Regions from separate parts of the Homo sapiens genome. Here region 1 is linked to region 2. A link is an interaction called in ENCODE POLR2A ChIA-PET data of the cell type or tissue named here. Cell type or tissue: Caco-2. All regions are shown on one strand. Each heading gives the region's core, and the rest is flanking DNA. Links, peaks and the distances in the headings are about the cores only. Region 1 has its middle 57 kb from the start of WTIP. Region 2 holds the start of WTIP (WT1 interacting protein).

Region 1 (2,907 bases), core at 167-2,666, 58 kb before region 2:
AAAGAAAAAAAAAGGAAATGGAACGGTCTCACTGGCCCTGTGATTAGAATCCTATCTTGTGATTAGAAAGGTAATGCAGATCAATTTGATTTGGAGTGTATGGACACTGATGTAAGTGAAGGGCTGTGATATGGATTATGCTTCAGATTTTGTTCACTATGGCAGGTGAGAATCATAAGATATGTTATTTTTAAAAGGAACATTATGTTATACATACAATAATTCTGGTGTGGAATGAGTGATAAGGTTTCTGACTTTCAACAAAACATATCTCCTCTGATACATGTACTACCTTAACTGAAAGCTAAAAGCATAGAGGCATATTCCAATAGCACTTTGGAATAGAGACAGTAGGTTTGGAATGGGGTGGTAAATTTTTACTATTCTGCAGGGATTTTATCTTTCATTTGATTTAATTTTAATCCTGAAATTTATATTGAAATTCTATGAAACATTGAGGGATCTTAGACTTATAAGTAAGGAAGGGCCAGGTGCAATGGAACATATCTGTAATCCCAGAAATTTGGGAGGCTGGGGCAGGAGGATTGTTTGAAGCCAGGAGTTCAAGACCAGCCTGGGCAACATAGCAAGACTCGATCTCTAAAAATATATATTTTTTAATTACCCAGGTGTAGGCATATGCCTGCAGTCCTAGCTATTCAGGAGGCTGAGTGGGGAGGGATTGCTTGAGTACAGGAGTTTAAGGTCACAGTGAGGCATCATCACACCACTGCTTTCCAGCCTGGCAGCAGGACACCACTCTGACTCCAAAGTAAATATAACTAAGGAAGCATGACGTGGTATCAAACTGCTGTAATTATGGATAGTCTGGCTACCACATATATACTTATGGGATAATGACAGTAGCTTTCTTTTCTCTCATTCTCTGTCCTTCTTCAGCTCTCCCAAGGAACTGGTACCACAAAGATGAAGTAGTCCTATAATGCCCAGATTTTTTTTGTTTCCACTACACATAGTTTTATGCCACCATGTCACTTTGTTATGACAGGATTCATCCAAAGACCTGTGCTTTGTCATTTAAAAAGCATGAGCATACACATAATAATGCTTTACATTTCTGGAATTAAAGTGCCTTCACAATAACAGAATTAGGAAAAAGAAGGCCATCTTTTTTTTTTTTTTTTTTTTTTTGAGATGGAGTTTCACTCTTGTTGCCCAAGCTGGAGTGAAATGGTGCAATCTCAGCTCACTGCAACCTCCACCTCTCGGGTTCAAGCAATTCTCCTACCTCAGCCTCCTGAGTAACTGGGATTACAGGCATGTGCCACCACACCCAGCTAATTTTTTGTATTTTTAGTAGAGACAGGGTTTCACCATGTTGGCCAGGCTAATCTTGATCTCCTGACCTCAAGTGATCTGCCCGCCTCGGCCTCCCAAAGTGCTGGGATTACAGGCATGAGCCACCACACCCAGCCAGAAGGCCATATTTTTAAATTAAGATATGAAGCTTTTAAGAGCAATAAGAGACCATGACTTTGTTATGATAGAAGGTTGGGCTGATGTCATAATGATGTTACGATGTCACTGACATCATATTATTTCCTCAGTCATACCTATTAACCATTTCTTAAGCATCCACTGTGGACCTAATAGATAAACAATGCATACCCTTTAATAGCTCCAAGGTGTGTGTGTGAAGAGCATTAAGCTTTGGAGTCATGTTACCTGGGTTTAAATCCAAGTTGCATGTATACTGGCTTTGTGTGACCTTGGACAAACTACTTCACTATGTCATGCCTCAGTTTCTCCATCTATAAAATGGTAATAAAGCTATCTCACAGCATTATTATGAAAATTAGATGAGTTAATTGATGCAAAGTGTTTACAACAATGCCTGGCCTCTTAATAGCATTCAATAAGTATTAGCTATTGATTTCATCATCATTGTCTTCTCATGGTTGCTTCATCATTCTGGTCTCAGATGTCACATCTAATCACTTGTCGCTCTTATGTATTTACTGTTTCACATTTTTGAGGGAGCTCTTACAAAATGCACCCATTTCCTTACAACAAATCCTTTAGTATCTGAGCCATTTTGAGGGAATGTTTCTCGCCCAAAATAACCTGAGGGGAAACAAAGAGACCAGATAGGAGATGAGATGAGAATTCAGCAGGTCTGTGAGAAGGAAGGACGGTGCCCTACAGAGCTGGAAAAAAGGCCAACTGAAGGAGGCTGTCAGGCTTCACATAGAGGAAAGGGGAGGCTTTACCCATGGAGACCAGAGGACTACAGGTCTTCAGCATCATCTCTGAGTACAGAGTCCCATGGACTGGGTGCCACTGCCCTCACTCTTCCTGAGTAGAGGTTACAGCCTGTCATTGAAGATCACCGATGCCTGGAAAGTCAAAGTTTCCTTGTTAGCCTTGGGCCAGTCAAATGTGATTAGAGCTCAGTTGTTGGTAAACATCTAGAAAGAATCAAGGCACATATCACTGAGCACTTCCTGGACGCTTAATTCTTTGCTGTTGAGGGGGAGTCAGTCTTTAAACAAATTGCAATTGTGTTAGAGGAAAAAAGCTGTATATGCAGAAGTAATTGATGCAAGATACAAGACAATGACAAGGCCATATGGTTCTGTGTTCTGACTGTGGATTGGTGCTTCTGATCTTGTGGGCTTGTGGGCTTGTAGGCTAGTCATCATTGTTTCAACCCCCACTGGATGAAGTGACTTTCAGGAGATTTTAAAGACTTGCACCTATTTTTTTTAATTCAAAAACAACTACATATACAGAAGAATTCAGAAAGCCGCCTCACATGCTCATGGAAAGATACAAGCACTGAAAAAACCTTCTTCAGCTTTTATTTTAGGCTGATCTCTGGTGCACAGTTATCTCATAATAATACAAACAAAGGCAAAAGTGCAGCAAATCCAGGGGAAGGGGGGA
Region 2 (2,907 bases), core at 106-2,605:
CCGTGCACTGCTGCACCCCCAGCCAGCCCCGTGCTCTCCTCCGCTGATCCGGCCGCCTACCCGAGGCAGTCTCGGAACCCCGGACCCCAGCCATGCGCGCAGGGAACTGCCGGGCCGAGCGAGCTCACCGAAGTAGTCCCGCGCCGTGCGCGCCTCGAGCGCCCGCTCCAGCTCCCGGGTGAGCGCCTCCAGCCGCCGCTCGGCCGCGCTTGGGCCGCCCTCCCGGCCAGGGGGCAGCGGGAGTGCAGGCAGCGGGAAGGGAGCCGGCCCCGCAGGCTCCGGGGAGCGAGCGGGCGCGGGGCAGGCGCCGGGCGGGAGGAAGTCAGCGTAGGCGCCGGCCGAGCCCCGGGAGCCGAGGCTGGAAACGCTGGAGCGGGCGCTGCCCACCGAAGGCGGCCCGGGACCGGGACGCGGGTCCGAGCGACCGGAGCGCGGGCTGCCGTGGCGCTGGTCGTAGCCCAGGCTGATGCCGCTGGATCGGGCGCTGCCGCCACCGCCGCCGCCGTCGGACCCCGCCAGGCTGGCCCGTGGGCTGCCCGCAGGCTGCGCGCTGAGCTCCGGAACCGCCGCGCGCCGGGGACCCCGCTCCCCGCGGCTCAGTCCGTCCGCCCCGGCCTCGGGGCCGCCGCTGCCCTTCCCTCTGCGGCCCAGCGCGGGCGCCGCCTCGTCTCCAGGCCCAGGCCGCGGCCCCCGCCGCCCCCGACCGGGAGAGCCGCACCCGGGCTCCAGCTCCCGCAGGGCCAGCCCGGCCAGGAGTAGGGCCGCCTCGTCCGCGCCCGCCCTGGAGCGCTGCATGGCCCGGCCCGCCGGCCCTGGCGCGTCACCTCCGCCTCCGCTTCCCGCCGCCGCTCCGGCCGGGCCGCCGCATCGTCCGCCCGAAGCCCGGAGCCCGCCCCGGGACCCCTGGGCGCGGGGCGGGGCGGGGCCGGCGCCGGGCCGGGGTCGTTCCGGCGGCCACGCGCGGGCCGGGGGACGCGGCGCCCTGCTCGGCGGCGCGCGCGGCGGAGGAATGTAAGCTCCCAGGCGCCGGGCCGCGCCCCCTCCTCGCCGCGGCCTCGCGCGGGGCGGAGGGACTCCTTTGCGGGGGCAGGAATGCGAGGAAGGAGACGGCGCTGCGGCCTCTGGAATGTGGGGGGAGTGGCGGCGGCCGCGCTGCGCCGGGACCTCGGAGGGGCGTGGAGGCCGGGCCAGGACGCAGGGGCGGGCGGCGGAGGCACCGCGGGGAGAGCCCAGGGTCTGCGGGGCGCCCGGGCCGTCGGGCCGCTGGGAAGAGCTCGGATTTCCGCAGGCTGAGCTGGAGGCAGCTGGCGCCATCCGGGCCGGAGAGATCCAAGCAGTCGACAGCTTTCCCCACATCCCGCCCCATCTCCCTTCCCTGCGCCGCCTTGCTCTCCGGCGCTGCAGGGCCGACCCAGCTCAGCTTGGAACCCACGGCGCTTCGCCCGTCCCGCGCCCAGGAATACTGTGCGCCTAGCGCAGATGCGTCCCCACGACCCCCTGCCTGGCCCGGGGCCATGTGGCCGCGCACCGGCCTCTGAAGCCCCCATCTGACTGCTGGGGAAGGCGCCCAGAACTAGGAGCGGGTTGGTTGGGGACTGGTCCTCGCGCTGGGTCGCTTCGCCCAGGCCCCCAAGGCCAGGCTAGAAGCAGGCCTCAGGCTCAGAGCCGGTGGGCGGCGAGCCTCCCCTGTGGCCATCACAGGCAGTCCCCGTGAAATATGGGGACTCCTCCCTTTTCCAGCACCTGCATCCAGGGTGGTGGGTGAGGCTTCGAGGGGAGGTCCTGGAACCAGCGGGGCCATAGGGGCCACATAGGTGGGGAATCGAGAGGTGACTAGGGCTTCGTGCCCAAGGACACAACTAAAATCCCTTGTACAAGTCACACGGCTATAGGGAAGAAAACCAAACCGTTATCTGTCAGGGCCTGATGGATCCAAGAAAAGTGTTGCGTGAGAGAGTACTGTTTTCCAGGCCCTCTCTGCTCAGAGATTTTCGGGAAGGCGCCTACAGTGGCTCAGCGCGCAGGGAGCCCGCACGGGAACTGTCCCGGCCAGACCGCCCAGGGCAGTGTGGCCTCAACACCACTGAGCACCCGCTGGGGCCGCTAACCCCAGCACCTTCCCATAGCCTGCGGAGTTCCAGCCCCTGCCCCACCAGGGTAGGGGAAGTGGAAGCAAGCATTTCGTGTGCGCGGAGGGTGGGGGAGTTGCGCTGTTTTGTTTTTTTCAGACAAGGTGTCGCTCTGTCCCCCAGGCTGGAGTACAGTGGTGTGATCACAGCTCACAGTGATCACACACACCCCAGAGTCTCAACCTCCTGGGCTCAAGCAATCCTCCCACCTCGGACTCCTGAGTACGTAGGAGTACAGGCGCACACCACCACACAAAACGCTGAGATTACAGGCATGAGACTCCGTGCGGGGTCTAGAAGCCAGCATTTGGGAGAGCAAATACCCAGGGAAGCCAGGACATGAAAAATGGTCTACCTTTCAAATGAGAAAGGAAAAGCCAGTTCAGTCATATCACATTTCATGGACTGCATTATCTACTATTTAAAAATTACAATATTGGCAGGACTGTGGTGAAACAGTTGCACATATGCTACTGGTATGAGTGCAAATTGGGATATCCTTTTGGGAAGAGCAGTTTGGCGGTGTCAACATCCGCACAAACGAACACGAAACTTAGAAGCAGTAATACTGCTGCTAAACATCTATTCAAGGGAAGTTATCAAAAATGCAGACAATAATCCAATCACAACCGTGTCGTATAATCCCAACATCATTTAGGTAATCTACAGCGGTCCCCAACCTTTTTGGCACCAGGGACTGGTTTTGTGGAAGACAATTTTTCCACAGACAGGGATGGGGAGGGTGGGAATGGCTTCAGGATGATTCAAGGGCATTATA

What was found. Peaks named below come from ENCODE experiments on the same cell type or tissue, not always from the same donor. Only the 100,000 strongest peaks of a DNase experiment are listed, where the experiment ranks them.
Region 1: POLR2A ChIA-PET joins it to region 2 with 10 read pairs; 2 of 35 experiments call an interaction of 5 or more read pairs at or near these places.

What each region holds. Positions count from the first base shown.
Region 1 is chr19:34,537,440-34,540,346 of GRCh38, reverse strand. No RefSeq gene overlaps it. Among named protein-coding and RNA genes, the nearest start is that of WTIP, 57 kb to the right of the region's middle. In Caco-2, for the core only: no CTCF peak of the experiment used is centred there; no DNase peak of the experiment used is centred there.
Region 2 is chr19:34,479,863-34,482,769 of GRCh38, reverse strand. WTIP (WT1 interacting protein) reads right to left here and starts at 1,012. Exons shown (of 8, transcript NM_001080436.2): 1 at 129-1,012. The coding sequence starts at 795. RefSeq lists enhancers at 1-628, 629-1,284, 1,285-1,939. In Caco-2, for the core only: no CTCF peak of the experiment used is centred there; DNase peaks (open chromatin) are centred at 1,119 and 1,672; H3K4me3 peaks cover 1,708 bases.